Regions from separate parts of the Homo sapiens genome. Here region 1 is linked to region 2. A link is a loop called in an ENCODE intact Hi-C map of the cell type or tissue named here. Cell type or tissue: endothelial cell of umbilical vein. All regions are shown on one strand. Each heading gives the region's core, and the rest is flanking DNA. Links, peaks and the distances in the headings are about the cores only.

Evidence for each region. A loop is a pair of places that touch in the nucleus more often than their neighbours do. Peaks named below come from ENCODE experiments on the same cell type or tissue, not always from the same donor. Only the 100,000 strongest peaks of a DNase experiment are listed, where the experiment ranks them.
Region 1: it touches region 2 in a loop (16-fold over the local background); 6 of 110 quality-filtered maps call a loop at or near these places.

The regions. Positions count from the first base shown.
Region 1 is chr11:49,229,141-49,237,482 of GRCh38, forward strand. No RefSeq gene overlaps it. Among named protein-coding and RNA genes, the nearest start is that of FOLH1, 25 kb to the left of the region's middle. In endothelial cell of umbilical vein, for the core only: no CTCF peak of the experiment used is centred there; a DNase peak (open chromatin) is centred at 4,761; H3K27ac peaks cover 1,595 bases.
Region 2 is chr11:49,991,038-49,999,379 of GRCh38, forward strand. No RefSeq gene overlaps it. Among named protein-coding and RNA genes, the nearest start is that of OR4C12, 13 kb to the left of the region's middle. In endothelial cell of umbilical vein, for the core only: a CTCF peak has its summit at 4,743 (motif pointing left); no DNase peak of the experiment used is centred there.

The sequences.
Region 1 (8,342 bases), core at 113-8,112, 760 kb before region 2:
TTAAAGAAGAAGGGAACCATGAAACACAATCTTAAGGAATTACAATGTGTCCTCTAAGTTTTGGATTTAATTGTCCTACCTAAATCTTAACAAACAAAAGCACATTGATACTTTATTTTTCTTCTTCTTATGTTTTGTATTACCCTGACTTAGTCACCAGATGTCACTATGAGACTGTTGTCCAGGTCACTCTTTCTTTAAACAAGAAGGAAACAAAGACCTCACATGAGGCAAAACCTATGGAGCAAAAACACATGGAGCAAAACCTATGTCCTTGCGGAAACACCTTATAAATGTTAAGGCTAGTAGCTTTAGGGTTTTATTTTAGAGTGGATTTTGGCATGGCTTAGTGTGTAAGAAAGAGCGCTGGACTGGGAATTGAGACTCCTGTATTTTAGCCCCAATTCTGTCATTTTAAAATATTTGACCACCTGGTAGATTTCTTTACCTTTCTGGGCTGTGAAAGATATCCTCATCTGAAAATAAGGGTGGCCAAAGAACCTCACAATCTTCAAGCTCTAACATCCAGTGATTCTATTCCCTTCTTTTGCTAATTTCTTGGAAAGTAGCCAGAAGACTTTACTACCAGGGATGATTTGGGAAGTCAGCATAAGTGAGAATAATGAGTACCTATTGCATACTCTATTTTATTCTAAACACAGTCTCTGCTAGGCTTTGACCTACCATGAAGTGGGGAAACCTTTATGGTCACTCTCACTTCTACACAGTCTCTGTATATTGGTGGTACACATTGTGTGAAATACCTTCTCCATCTAGAGATTGCTTCATTTTTTTATTATAAAAACATTACACAAAATTTGTTTAAGGTGTCATGTAAATATACTTTTAGTGACTGTCATTTTTGGGGTTTCACTCTCAGAGGAAAATGAATTATTTATATTAGGTATTTCTGAATACCTAATCTGAATATGCTTGCTTTTTTAAAAAAACCAGTTCTCTGCAATGTTCACCCATCCACCTACCTAAAATATGCACCACTTAATCTTTTATTCATGCTGCTCCACAGCGTGCCGTAATCATAACCCACTTGTGGTAGACTCAGACACTGTTGTTGTATGAATGCCTCATTTATCTCTTTCTGTGCATATTTATGTTTCAGTTAGCTATTTTCATTGCATGTAGTTCCTTCCATAGTGTGGGTTCTTGTATTCTCAGCCATTTTCTTTGTCATTATTTTACTCAGAGTCGAACCACAGAGTAAATATTTTTGAGAACAGTCTGAATTATATGGAGCCTTTAACACTTAGAGGCACTATCCTAATACCCAAATTATTATATAGAACAAGCTGACACGTGCTTTTATAGAATTATCTAATCCTGAAACATATCTTGAGTATTTACTAAATGCTCCACACTGTTGATGTTCTGGGATTGAAACAACAGATAACACAGTGTGGCACAGAGAGAGCAGGAACAAGCATTTACACAGCAAAGTGGTGACCGTTACAGTGGAGTTGTGTGCAACACACTGTGGGAGGCTAGAGGAAGGCAGCCAGGCTTCACAGAGGATGGTATAGACTTACCCTTGAGCTGACCTTCAAAAATAGTCAGGAAGGTTTGCATGGGAGGTTGGGAGTCTATTCCAGGCAGAGGGGGCAGCAGAGGCAAAGAAAAAGAGGTTTGAGACTACATATTAAACTGGAGAAGTGCATATGGTCTATACTTACTGCTTAGCAACAGAGTAGAATGATTTGCTGGGAGGTGAGACTGAATTAATATTAATCTATTGATTTCTCTTTGAAATTTACAAAATTTTCTCCTCTCCCCTTCCTTCTTTATGTATTTTGGTTCTACTGGAGTCAGTTCAGGTGTTTCTTAGGAAATTGTTCTTTATGATCTCTGTGAGTTGACATTAAAATATACATTATGTATGTTCTGTGACACATTGTTACTCTTATATGTTAGTTGTTTAACACCTATATGGGCTCTTGCCTCAGCTAAACAGTGAGTTCTCAAAGGTCACATTCATGATTAGCAGCCACACTGAATTATTATTACATGGAAGAATGGAAGGCAGGAATGAAGAAAGGAATGGTGGGAGGGAGGAAAGAAGGTAGGAAGGAAAAAGAAACAAGGGGCGGAATAAGCGCTTGTAGTGGAAGATGGAATTAATGTTTTTCAAGAGTATCTTAGTTTCTAAGATGCTCAAATACAATGAGAAATATATTTGAGCATCCTGAATTGTGTGAAAGTTTTAAAATAATATTTGTCAATGTTCAGGAGAAAAATTCTTCTGAACATGTGAAACAAGAGGAAGACCGAAGGTAGATATGCATAGAACCCTATCCACAGTTACTGAGTATGTTTAGTAGGGTAGAAATTGAGAAAAACTGCCTTATAGAGAGCTCAGCTCCAAAATGACTGGCATGAGATTTAAACTCAGCATGTATAGGTTACACAAAATAATATCACATTCCAATCATAGATATCATAGACCCTAAAAGGGCAATAGTGCAAGATCTTTCATTGCACTGTCTTGATATTTCTAAGTCAAACTGCTTTTTGTTTCAAGGAAACAAAACCTCTTGAGGAAGAAACTTCTGAGATGGCAGCTGCCAGAGATATACAAGCTGCCCAAGTGAGGGGTTAGGAAAAGCTGAAGCCAGGCAGACATGACTGTGGGTCCAGGCTCTACCTCTTGGTAGCTATGTGACCATCAGCAAGGTGCTGTGTTTCTTCTACCCAAGCTTCAGTTTCCTTGCTTATTAAATACAATGAGTTTTTTTTTTTCTTTCTGACAGAGGGGGCAGCAAAGACAAAAAATTGATTACAGGACAGGGAGTATCTGAAAAACTCGGCATTGTGCCTGACACGTAAAGTGCTCGGAAAATAACAGCCATAATTATTGTTGACAAGTCTGGAGCAGGAAAACAAACAAGCATACAAAACACAAGATTAGACTGTAGGTTAAAAAATACAAGGTCTAGTTCTGGCTCTGTCATTTATTTGCTATGTAACCTCAGTCACATGTGTTTTTTTCCCTCATCTATACAATTGGAGAATTCTACCTATTGTACCTACTTGGCAGCATCATATGAGATTATATAGATATAGATATATATAGCACTATATGGTCTAAGGGATCATTTTTATTACAGGCTTGATTTGAAAAACGCAGAGTTCCACTCCCTCAAGATGAAGCACCCGTGCCTTGTTCTGCCTGACAGCCTAGGACTGATGCTACTTGCAGAATTTTAGTGCTCAGCCCCTTCAGAGATTGCCCCAGCTACAGAGCGGCCATAACCAACCACACACCCTCCAGAGGGTTGCCTGGATAAAATGACCACTCCATATAGAAGGCCTGGCCAAACTGGCCCGAGTCTGGACAACAATGAAGGGCCCTGATAGCTTCAGAGCTCCCCATAGGGTTGGTGGAGGCTGCTATTGAGATTACTTTGCCCATCAACTTCTCCCTGCTGCTTCCTGCTTCCTTCCCCTTCCTTCAGCAGATGTGGACTCCATGGACACTCCTTAATAAACATCTTGCAAGCTAAACTGCTTCTCAGAATCTGCTTCCCAGAGAACTAATCCCGTATAATCCCACTGATACATTTGGTTACATATGTACATATTGAATAAAGTTTATTTTACCTAGCAATTTGGTAAAATATTAGCTCGTTACAAATTTCCAAAGTGCACAGTGCTTGCAACTTTTATCTCATATTGTATGACTTTGAAAGTTGTTGAGAGCATATTTTATAAATAATCTCGCTTTGGGTGTTTTAGTAGTGTATGTGTAGCGCATAAATTAGGCAGCATTCTCATACAACACATATATCAGGTACTACAGGGACAGAGGAAGATCAGCGTGTATCAACAAAAACCACACATTTTATGATTAACACAGAGGATGATATGGAAAGTTGATGTATACCCTCCCCTAAGTTTTTCCCCGACTCTACAACCATGCTGTGATGTTCCTGGCTTTGTGTGAGTTAACTTACTTGGGAGTACAAGAAAAGAAAAGAGGCTTTTCAGCGTAGGATTATTTGTTTATTTGTTTGTTTGTTTAAGAGATAAGATCTCACTCTGTTGCCCGGGCTTGAGTGCAGTGACGCAATCATAGTTCACTGCAGCCTTGAACTCCTGGGCACAAGCAATCCAATTCTCCCATCTTGGCCTCCTGAGTAGCTGGAACTAAAGGCATGTGCCACCATGCCCATCATGTTGTTTTTCCTTGTTAAAACCACTGAAGCCATCTTCCTGGTACCCATGATGAGATCGCTTCTCTACTTGTCTTCTTGTTGCTTATTCTATCATCTCTGCACCTCCTGCTTTCCAAGAATTCACTGGCTACTAGATAGCCTTCTGCTATTTTCTAATATCCTCATGTGCTCTCAAAATATGTGATACATAAGCAAAACACTGTTAACCATCACGAAAGTTTAGATTAACAGCTTCTTTCTTTTTTGTAGTTGCAATCTTTCCTCTCTCCTTCTACCATTTTTTATTTGTTTTAATGAAAAGAGGCTTCTAAGCACTGATTTTCACTACCTCTTCAAGAGCCACAAAAATCAAAAGTACTAAGAGTAATATTTTTAACTTTAGGAGCCCAGGCAATCTTTCAAATAGATGACAAGCTTACGGTCAATAAAGAGGAATTTTAACCACATATCTCATGGATACAATGATGAAACTTGTCCCTTTTTACAGTCAGGAAGTAGAATCACCAGACCTCAAGTCAAAGTCCACATTTAAATCCCAAACACTCAGCTTCCTATGACGCATGCAGACATCCTTGCCCTTTGAACATACTACATCCCGTAATAGCTGTTTTGCAGTGAATGCACATTTCCTGGAGAATCGAGGTTGCCTCCTGGCCTTCCAATGTCCTGTGCTTCACTTCTATAATAGGTACATATTCATGGGCAAAGCTGTTGCCTTTGTGTTTTCACTGTTCAAGCTCAGGCAGGAACATAAGTTATCAGGATAGCATCCTAAAAGCACTTCTATTTCTTCCTGTTGGCAGTACATGCCAGAAAACTAAATTTTATGTTGTTTCATCTTATTTTTGGCAAGTTCATTCTGCATAAGATATATCTTAACAGTAGCCAAGCACAAGCAATCAAACTCAGACTTATTATTTTCTTAATCCCGTGTCACCCCTCGATATGGCCATTTTGGCCAGATTTACCCTGTGATTAAATGTCTACTTGTGTTCTGTTTATTGGTTATTGTCTCAGTACATCTGCAATTTTAAGATTCATTACATTATCTTTTGCTCATCTCTCCTATTCACCTGTCCGCAGTCTGTGTTTCACCTTGCCCTCACCTCCTGTCATCAGCCTGTCTCCCAAAAAAGGCCCCACCATTGTTCTGTTGCAAAATTCTATTTGGTCAGCTGCCTCATTACCTCTATTCAGGTCTTTTTCCTCTCCCCATATGCTCCAGTTCTCTGTTCCTGGATATGCTGGGTATAACTGGCACTCACTACTGAGTACAGGTACCCCTTATATGTGAGAGTCCTGGAGGCACCCAACCAATCTCACTATGGTCCTCAGTCAATGACTGAAATTGAGCTGCATTTCTTCATGGAGAAGTGGGAAAAATACCTCTTTCCCAATATTAGCATGGCTGTATTCCACACAAGCATAAGACATTTATGTTTGTGTCTCCATCATTTACAAAGTTTATAGTGAAGTAGCTCTTTTAGGTTATAACTTACACTGCTTACTTTCCCCACCACCTATTAGCAAAAGAATGAGCCCATGGGACATTTGAATAGGAGACCAATCTGAGTGAAACTTATCTACATGCAGATAGGTAACATCCAAAATGCTTCTTGGTAAAGCCAAATGCTGATGAACAGTGGGCCAAACTCATTAGTTTAGCTCTATTCCCCGCTACCCAGCTTTAATGAGGTATAACTGACAAGTAAAACTTACATATATTTAAGATGTACAACATGATAATTTGATATATATACATGGTAAAATGGTGACCACAATCAAGTTAATTAACATATCCATCACCTCACATAGTTACCATTTTTTCTTTGTGGTACAAACACTTAAGATCTACTCTCTTAGCAAATATAAAGTATACAATACAGTATTAATAACTACAGTCTCTATGTTGTCCATTACATCCCCAGAACTTATTCATCTAATAACTGAAAGTTTATACTATATGATCTTAGCTCTTTCTTTTATGGTAAGTCTCAGACTAGCCCTACTCCTGGGGGAGACTAGATGAAATTCCTGAGCAGAAAGTTGGAGTAGAGCAGGTAGATCTGAATAGAAATTTAGCATGAAAGAAGTCATAGGGGCCTAAGAAGAAGGAGCATTGGGGAAGGGGACATGGTATGAGGACAGAAGCAGAATTATCATCAAGAGACTGCAAAGCACATATCAATCATAACTGCCAGGCAGCCATATGGATGCCAGAATAAGGCTCGTAGTCCTATTGTGGCTATTTACATAGGCATTTCTGCACATAACCTCTGTCAAGGGTACATGTTGGCTGTTCTCAGCACCATCGGACAGAACAAACCATTACCACTTGCCTCTCCATGTGTGAGGACCTCCCAGCAGAAATACTGCTTACCTGTGCCATGAGATTTGTTTAGTACCCCTGTGCTGTCTGGGTACCTTCCTCTAAGCTTCCCAGGAAATTCCTAAGGTCTGGAAACACAGGATAGTGTTCTTGACCAGTAGTGGTTTCAAAGAGAATTTTCATTCCACTTCCAGCCTGTGCATTTGGGTAGAACAAGACCACAATAAAATGAATTCCATTACACAAATATTACTTACAAATTCTGATCCTTCCTGAAGTGACTTGGAATATTGTATTTCTCTTTTGATTTGGAAAGAGTTGATATTTCTTCTCACCAACCTGCACTAAGTTCTGTTTGAACTGAGAATCTTTTACATTGGCTTTCTTTTTTTTTTCCCAAAATCTGAAGTAGTGTTTCTTTTGACCTTACCGTTACTGAAAGGAGAACAATATGGCTATAAAAGTAAGTGCAGCGTCTCTAAGAAATCCAAGTGTTTAGCAAATCAAATACAACATAAGGTACATTAAGGTTTTATTAAAATCTCATTTATTGGCAAGAGTTGCTTCTTTCTGAAGAGTTCTAGTCTGCCTCTCAAGAATTAATCTGATGTTTTCCATTTGTTTTATAGTATGTTTTTTACCCTTTTCCTCACACAGGTCTCATACCTTTATGAAACTTTTCCCTTATGACTCTACTTCAGTGTCGTCTTCCCAGAGAACCCAACCAGTGACATCCTGAAAGCATATGCTGTGAGCTTTGTGAGAGCTGGGACTTAACGGCGGTTTTGTTCAGGGCTCTGTTTCCAGTGTCGTGCTCCGCAGACGACATAAAGCAGGCACTGGATAGGAATGTTGAATGTTAAATGAATGAACAGCATCCATGCTTATGGTCAACAAACCTAGTGGCCTCTGAGTGTCATGATGAAGAGCACTTGTTCTGGAATCTGACCATATGAGTTCAGTTTGGCTCAGTTGCTTCCCAGTTTGTAACATTGGATGAGTTCATTAACTTTTCTACTCTTTTATTTTTTCATGTGTAAAATCAGAACCATAGTTGTATCCACAAGATAGTTTTTCTTAAATTTGTATTGTTTTATCTTGTTTTTGAAGATTAAGTGAATTGTGAAGCACTTAGGATAACACTGAGCAGATAGATGTTCTCAATTAAAGTCAATGATACTACACAGTATGAATGTTTATGGTGGCAAAGTGCTCACTATCTGATTAGGTGATTCTTACTAGTTTTAGAAGTTTTCATTTCTAGAATGACTTTTCTGCCCTCTCCATCAATATACTTTATTATAGAAGTCTGTTCATTCTCTTTAAAAAACTTAGTAGTCTCTGAAATAAACTTGCTTTACAAAATCTATACGGAGGGAAATTTTCCATCTTGTTTAGTGTTATATCCCCACTTCAAGAAGAATAATTAACATGTAATAGTTGTTTAATACATATTTATTTAAAGAATGCATTGAGTAAATTGTTTAAGTTTTATTTTTATGTTATGGCAAATTTGACCTCATAATTGTATCTATCAGTTCTATCTCAGCTCCGTGGAGCAAAAGATAATGGCTTTAATGCCTTTTATTTTCTTTTTAGCTATTCACATTTTTATTTGTTATTTTTAAAAATTATTCTTAATTTTTTGGTGTACATAGTAGATGTATATATCCTTATGGGGTACATGTGATATTTTGATACTGGCTTTAATGCCTTTTCTATATGACAATTTATTGGACATTTGAAGAAACGATCTTTCCTTTATTTCTCTATTCTTTACGTTTTCCTTATGATTGTGTGTGTGGTGGGTGGGGGTAGGTAATGGA
Region 2 (8,342 bases), core at 184-8,183:
TCCATCTCCAATGTTTATAATTGTTACTGTTTGTTGTTTGGTTGTTCTTGGGATTAGCATTTTTTAAACTAATTTTATGAGACATATTATTTTCTTATATGCAGTCACTGAAGTCCCTGCTCAATAAGATTATGGATAAGTTAATAATTATACAGAGATATCTATAGAACCAATAAGTCTTACAGTCTTTGCTAAGGGGTTCTATGTGTGTCTTGGGGCATGCCTTCACTACTCAGCCAGATAGCTTAAAACTTTACCTTAGCCTTCATATCCTGCTTTCACAGGGTCACAAGGTAAGCCAGAGGTGACAGCTTATGCTTTCCTGGGTCTTTCTTGAACATGTACAGAGTCCTGGGCATATGCACAGTCCTGATATTCATTCCTCAGCTTTGTATTTAAGCCTTTTGGTTAGCCTGTTGTTTTCCCTAATTTAATCCACTGCCTAAAGCTGCTGCAATGTTTAAGAATTGCCTCTGATTGTTTTTGATAAATTTCTCCAGGAAAAATGTTCCAAGTCAAGTCAAATAAAGATAGATTTGTGAGTTAGGTCTTCCAGGGAATGAACACATAGGTCAAATAGTAACAATCATCTGGGAAAGGAGCTTTGAAAAAGCTCCAATCTCATTCTGCCCTTCCCAGTGGTTGCCAAGCTGCTGGGTATCAATGTAATTGCAGGCCATTGTTTTTCAAGACTACAGAGAAGCTGTGCAGAGAAAATGAAAACAGGGTAAATTAAAATGCCAATAACCCTCCTTGTTATTGAGAGTTAGCCATTTTTATTACATAAGTACTCCTTGGACTGATATAAGCATTTGCTTAATTTCCAGAATTCTGAAAATGTTGACTCTGATCATTCTTTCCAGTATTCTCATTGCTAGAATGGAGGAGAGAATTTTAAAGGTTTTTAACTACACTTTTGTAACTGGCATTGACCTACTAAGCACTATGTGCTAGGATTCATGCCCAATTTCAGTGTTTGAAATACATTAACTTTAATTTCAACTATATTTCTGAAAGTATATATTCTTAGCCTCAATTTAAGGTTAAAGAAACACCCACAGGAGCAAGGGAAGGCTCCGCTGATTGTCTTGTGCCATACTCCCTGCAAGGACACATATTTAACAACTATCTACAGAGAAAACACACCTTCATAAGAACCAAAAATCAGGTGCGCACCCATAGAACCTGATAGAGGCCCCTCTACCTTTGGAAATGGGAGGGAAGAGTAGGAAGAACTGCATCTTGTGGCTTAAGTGCTGCCTCAGCCATAGTATAATAGAACAACATGTAGTCTTCTAAGGTTTTTGACCCTAATACCTGACTCCCAGATGGCACCTCTGGACCCATCCAGGGCCTGGGGAACTTGCCACCCTGAAAAGAAGGACACAGGTATGGCAGGCTTTGCTACCTGCTTGTTATAGATCCCCAGGGCCTTGAATGAACACTTACCCAGGAAGTGGTCATGGCAGGCCTTGAGCAAGACCCAGTGCTATATTTGTTTCAGGTCTAACCCAGTGCAATCACAGTGGTAGTGGCCACATTCACCTCCATCATTAGGTAGCCCACAACAGAGGGAGAAAGACTCCATCTAAGAGAAGTAAGGGAAGAGAACAAGAGTCTCTGCCTGATAATCTGGGGAATTCTCACTGATCTTGTCCAAGACCATCAAGGTGGTACCTCTACAGGTCTGCTTTATGCAGTTGTCTTTTAAATCACATAAAAGGAAGACAAGTAACAAGCCAAAATATGCAAATACCATCTTCTATATTTATCTATGTAGTTTCATTTACCAGAGCTTTTGCTTTCTTCATATGAATTCAAATTATTGTCTGGTGGAATTTTATTCAGTTTTACCAGGCTTGTCATGCCTCCTAAAGCAGATTCAGCTTACATTACAACATCCAAGTCCTTTCAAATATCTGGAAATCCTTTCCAAGAAGGATAGGTACAAACAAGCCCAGAACATAAAGACTACAATAAATATCTAACTCTTCAATGCCCAGGCACAGATGAACATCTACTGTTCTACCTGCATCAACACTACCATCTAGGAAAACAAGATCCCACCAAATGAAATAAATAAGGCATCAGGGACCAATCCTGAAGAAATAAAGATATGTGACCCTTTGGGCAAACAATTTAAAATTACTGTTTTGAGAAAACTCAAAGAAATTCAAGGTAACACAGAAAAGAAATTCAAAATGCTATCAAATAAATTTAACAAAGAGATTGAAATAATTTTAAAAGAATGAAGCAAAAATTCTGGAGCTGAAAAATGTATTTGGCATATTGAAGAATGCACCAAAGTCTTCTAATAGCAGAATTGATCAAGCAGAAGAAAGAATTAGTGAGCTGGAGGACAAACTGTTGAAAAAACAATACAGTCAGAGGAAACAAAAGAAAAAAATATAAAACAATGAAGGACACATACAGGATCTAGAAAATAGCCTCAAAAGGGAAATCTAAGAGTTATTGACCTTAAAGGGAAGGTAGAGAGATAGAGATAGGAAGTTTATTCAAAGGGATAATAACAGAGAACTTCCCAAACCTAGAGAAAGATATCAATATTCAACTATAAGAAGGTTATAGAACACCCAGAAATTTAATCCAAAGACCACTTCAAGGCATTTGATAATCAAACTCCCTAAGCTCAAGAATAAAGACCCTAAAAGCAACAAGACAAAAGAATCAAATAACATACAATGGAGCTCCAATATGCCTTGCAGAAGACTTTTCAATGGAAACCTTACAAGCCAGAAGAGAGTGGTATAACATATTTAAAGTGCTGAAGGAAAAAAAACCTTTTACCCTAGAATAGGATATCTAGCAAAAATATCCTTCAAGCATGAAGGAGAAATAAAAACTTTTCCAGACAAACAAAAGTTGAGGGATTTCATCAAGAGCAGACTTGTCCAACAAGAAATTCTAAAGGGAGTAAGTACTTCAATCAGAAAGAAAAGAATGTTAATGAGCAATAAGTAATCACTTAAAGGTACAAACCTCACTGGTCGTAGAAAGTACACAGAAAACACAGAATATTTTAACACTATAGCTGTGGTATGTAAACTACTCTTATCCTAAGTAGAAAAACTAAACAATGAACCAATCAAAAATAATAACCACAACAACTTTTGAGGACATAGACAATAAGATATAAATAGAAACAACAAAAAGTTAAAAAGCAGGGGGACAAAGTTATGATGTGGAGTTCTTATTAGTTGTTTTTTTTTTTTTTTTGCTTGTTTATTTGTACAAACAGTGCTAAGTTGTTATCAGCTTAAAATAATGGGTTATAAGATAGTATGTAAAAGCCTCATGGTAACCTCAGACCAAAAAACATACAATGGGTCCATAAAAAATAAAAAGCAAGAAACTAATCATATCACCAGAGAAAATTATTTTCACTAAAGAAGAATAGGAAGGAAAGAAAGAACTGACACAGGAACTAGAAAGAAATTATTTAGGCATATAGTGAGGGTAAGAGAGTCCTTGGTAAGGTTTCCGTGTTCATAAAAAGCAGCCCCCAAATCATTTCTTTTCTAACAAAGAAGAGCCTGAAAAATCAAGATGCAGACATAGAAAAGCAAGCTGTAAGTTTGCATGGGTGAATGCTGGCAGCTGTGCCAATAGGAAAAGGCTACCTGGGGGCCAGGCATGGTCAACATGGAGGCTCCATCTTCCCTTTTGTCAACCACATGTGCAGTAAAGAAGCAGGCAACATGGCACTGACCAGGTAGAGAACCCTTTTGTATAATAAAAGATTAGGGTGGGCAGCCAGCTTCGTCACATACCAATCTTTTGGGCCCTATGAAAATCAGACACTGCCTCCTCAAGTTCATCTATAAAACCCCATGCATTTCACCACAGAACTGGAGGACCCACTCAGGAGTCCCTCTGTCTCTGCAGAAGAGAGAGCTTTTCTCTCACCTATTAAACCTCTGCTTTTAGACTCACTTATTGTGTGTCCACACCCTCAGTTTCCTTGGAGTGAGACAATGAATGTAGGGTATTTACCTGAGACAAACAATGCTGCTTCATTTTGGGGCTCCACCTGGGATGCAGGTATAATCATCAGAAGGGTGAGTATAGGAGTAGACCATAACTCTATCCTTGCATTTTGAGGCTCTTGGCCTCCATTTTAATATCAAATCAAACCAAATACTGGGCCCTTGTCAGCCATTTAAAAATGGTTAGAGTGGCTGCCAGCCTTACAAGACCAGGGGACAAGCTTGCTGGGGAGATCATGGAGAATCCCCCAGCACCCTCAGGTTGCTGGGCATATTGGCTATGTTTCAAACCAGTTTCCCTTCCTGGAGCACCCAGCCATCGTATGGGGCTTAAAGAGGTCCCGGAGCAACTAAGAATTTCTGGCCAGGACTACACCCTGGTGTTATCTGAGGGCTTCTGGACCAACTCCAGCCTTCAACTGCCCAACCAACCGTCGGCAATAGGATCTCCAGCTTTTCTATCACAATTTCCTCCTTTCCTACCGGCAATTGTCATGTCTCCTATCATCTCTATATATGCAATGCTCCGGAAATTTTTACAGTTCAGCGAAATAGTCCTGTTAGGAAAGGTCAGCAAATGCCATAGTAACTGGGAACATAACTCAAGAGAACGCTGTTTTTGTGATTTTCTAGTAACAGAGGATCTTCCCCCACCCCCCACAGTGAGCTTATTCTCTGCGCTTGGTCTGGAGAGCACATGGTATTTCAAGGTCAACAGCGCCACCTAGTGGAATAGGAATCCTCTCCATGAGGCACATTGTTGGCCCTTTGCCAAAACACTTTAGCTTCCCAATTTTCCTCCCTTTTTGTGCCCTTCTACTAGGGACCAAGCTTTATGCCTTTTCTGTGAAAGAGAAAAACTCTGCCTTCAACAGTGATGAGGAAAATGTCTCTGAAAAAAAAGTTAGTCTCGATAGTGTCCCATCAGCAGGAAAACCACCATTTGGTCCCTACATTCTTTTAAGTCACCTACTCTGTCTCCAATTAAAATGGTACTTACATAGTAAGGAGACAAGAGTAAACGCTTTGGCATGGGCCATAATAACAGGATATACAGTTCAATCTAACGCACCCCCTCCATTAAAGGGGCCTTGCCCAAAGGCAACTATTACATAGTCTTTTTCAAGATCCCTCTTTCTGGGAGCCACATAGGCCATGTCAGTCTAAAAAGTCAACGGGAAATCATAAACAGAAGACTAGAGTCGCATGGGTAAGTGTGAGTAATCCCAATTGCTTCGTTCCTCCACTTCCATGGCTGGGGGTCATGCCTGCAACCATGGACAATATGTTTAATAATGTGCTGGAGTCCCAGGAACCAAGAGGGAAAAGAGTAGGGGGTAAACTCCTGCCGTCTTCCCCTCCACCTTGGGTCACAACAAAAGGAAGGAGATTACAGGGGTGACTTTTTTCTGGCTTCTCTTTCTAGATGGGTAACAAACCATCTTCAACCTGTACTCCTCTGAAGTGCATTCTGAAGCATTGGGATTCCTTTGACCTTGAGACTGGAAAAAAAGCAGCTCATTTTCTTTTGCACAAGGGTATGGGCTTGTTACTAGACCTTTGCAAGCACGGCACAATCAACTCAGCTCTTTTAGCAGTCATATCAGGTGGGCCCAATGGGAATGATTCCTCAAAACTAAAGAAACAGACCCCCCAGGAAACCCTTAAATGCAACTTCCAGATGCCCCAGCCCTGCCTGTTCCCCCTATTTACATCGTCAGCTATTTCAGTTCCACCACACAAACCCCAGACTTTTCTGTGGTATTTTTCCTTCCTCTTTACGTGGTTTAAAATGGCTCCTATCTCTTCTTTTATAATGTTCCTCCAAACTTGGAAAAGTTAATTTCCCCAAACGTTAAAATGCTGGGCTGAGAGTTGAGCTCAAGGGAAGGGAACCCAGAAACATGACAGTCCAGAAAAAGGGTAAAAGTTTTTTTTTTTTTCACCAGTCAGGATTTTGGCTTCTCTCTCCCTGTACAAAATAGTAACAGGAATAATAAGTTTCACTATTTATATTTTCTGTAAAATTTTAATTCATGAAAAATGATTTATGAGGTTGGTCTTAAGCTGTAGCCCATCCAGTGTGCTTTGTGTGTCTTTCTGTACGGCTTTGTCAAGAGAAAGCATATCTCAGGCTAGGATGCAGTCCTGGGACCCCATAAGCCTGCTGTTCAAGCCAGTCCCAACAAAATGGTCAGTAACAAACTTTGCTGCATCTTGTTTTATGTGCTTGGGAACATGACCTGTAACCATGTGGCAATACTACATTTTAGTCTCCACCATTTTACAATAGTGGCTCAGATTCAATTCTGGCTTGGGAAATGAATACTTTAATTTTACCATTTGCTGATTCTCTTCTCCCGTCATGAACAACTTCTATCTGCCTTTCTTAAATCTTCCTCTAAGTTGCCTTTAAGTGTTCTAGATTTTGTAATAGTGTAACTGCCCAATGAGTTCACCTTGCATGCTGCCCAGGCAGAGCTGATTTATCAAAACAGGGGAATTGTAGTAGAGTCAGTTGTGTGGGAGATGGGAGTTTTGTTGTTGCTCAGATGGGTCTTCCTGAGAGTTTGGGGAGCAGAGTTTTTGGGGACAGCTTGGTAGTGGGGGGAGCCAATGAGACAGGAATGCTGACTTGTAGAGCTAGAAATAAAATCATAGGGAGTCAAAGTTGTCTTCTCGTGCTAAATTAGTTCCCGGATGGGGGCCACAAAATTAGATAAACCAGTTTATCAATCTTGGTGATGCCAGCTGATCCAACAATGGCAGGGTTTGCAAAATATCTTAAGCACTCATCTTGGGAGCAGTTTAGAAGGGTCAAAATCTTGTATCCTCCAGCTGCATGACTCCTAAGCCATGGTTTCTAATCTTGTGCCTAGTTTCTTGGTCTGGTCCCTAGGCAAAAAAGGGAGGTTTATTTTGAGAAAGGGCTACTATTGACTTTGTTTTAAACTATAAACTGTAAACCAAGCTCTTCCCAGAGTTGATTCCACATATGCCTAGGGATGGGCAAGGACAGCTTGGGGGCTGGAGGCAACATACAGTTGGTTGGGTTGGATCTATTTCACTGTCTCAGTCACAATTTCGCAAAAAACTGTTTCATAAGCTGCTTACCCCTCCTTTGAAAATATCTTGTATACTCACGGTTAAGTCATAACCTAACTAAGGCTTTTGATTTCACCTGTGAGGTAACTTTTGGTAAAGTTCAAAAGCTGAACATCTTAACTGCTTAGTATGGCTAAAGTTGAGTAACAAGGGATTTAAAGGGATTTTCTTAAAGAGCTCTCAGCTTAAATAAAAGTGGATATCCAAGTTATTGGTGTATTTAAAAGGCCTTTATGTTTTTCTGTTCTTAGATCTTGTTTTTCTGAAAAATGTTTTTTCTGAGTCAACTAAATTCCTTTTCTCCATTTTGTTTTGCCACTCTTAATACTCTTAATGCATGCATTACTTAATGCACACACGAGAGGCCCCAAGATAATTTCTGATAGTGTGAGACTTCTTGGGAAAACAGAAAAGACACCACAAATCTCGTTTTGGGAGAAATCTCTGTTTTTCCTAATGGAATGCCAGGAATTAGTGGCAGATAGATCTCTCTCAAAAATCTGTTTTTGTCTTCCTTAAAAACTTCATGCTCTCCTAGCCCCACTCTTAAAGGGCCTCACCCAGAGACCAATATTCCAATTAGAGATAAATCTTATAACAACTGAGTCTTTTTCTGTTTGTCTCTGTAATTATGTGTGTTACTTGTAATGTCTATAAAAAGAGCTCCAATTGATTGGCTTAAAGAAAAATAAGCACTTAAATTAAATATTTTTTAAAGGAAAGATAAAAGCTGTAATGCCTTTTAGCTCAAGTGACTTTAACTTTTAAGGAATAAAAATAGTCTTAAGGATTATTAGTAAAATACAGGTGTCATCAAAATGCAAATAAGTGGTCTAAATCATGTAAGTCAGATACTAGGTTTACTAAATATTTCCATGTAAACTCCTGCTTTACAACTTTGTAAGGCCTGGGGACATACAAAATTATCCATGTCCTTAACTATGCTGGAAAAATTCAAACTTAATCTGTGCCTACTACATAATCAAAGCAACTTACCAGGTTTCACATTAAAGTTAAAAATTGCTAAAAGTTAGCATTATAACATGCAATTTAAACTACTAAAAATAGACGTACATGCAAGGTGTGTAAAACAGTAAAATATGTTTTTAGTAAAAGACTATAAGAAGGCATGAAAATGTACATTTTTCTAGGGATAAAGGATTGTCTTAAATTAGATATGATAAAGCTGAAGGTTTAAGCAAGTTTTGGAAAGATTATAAAAAATAATCT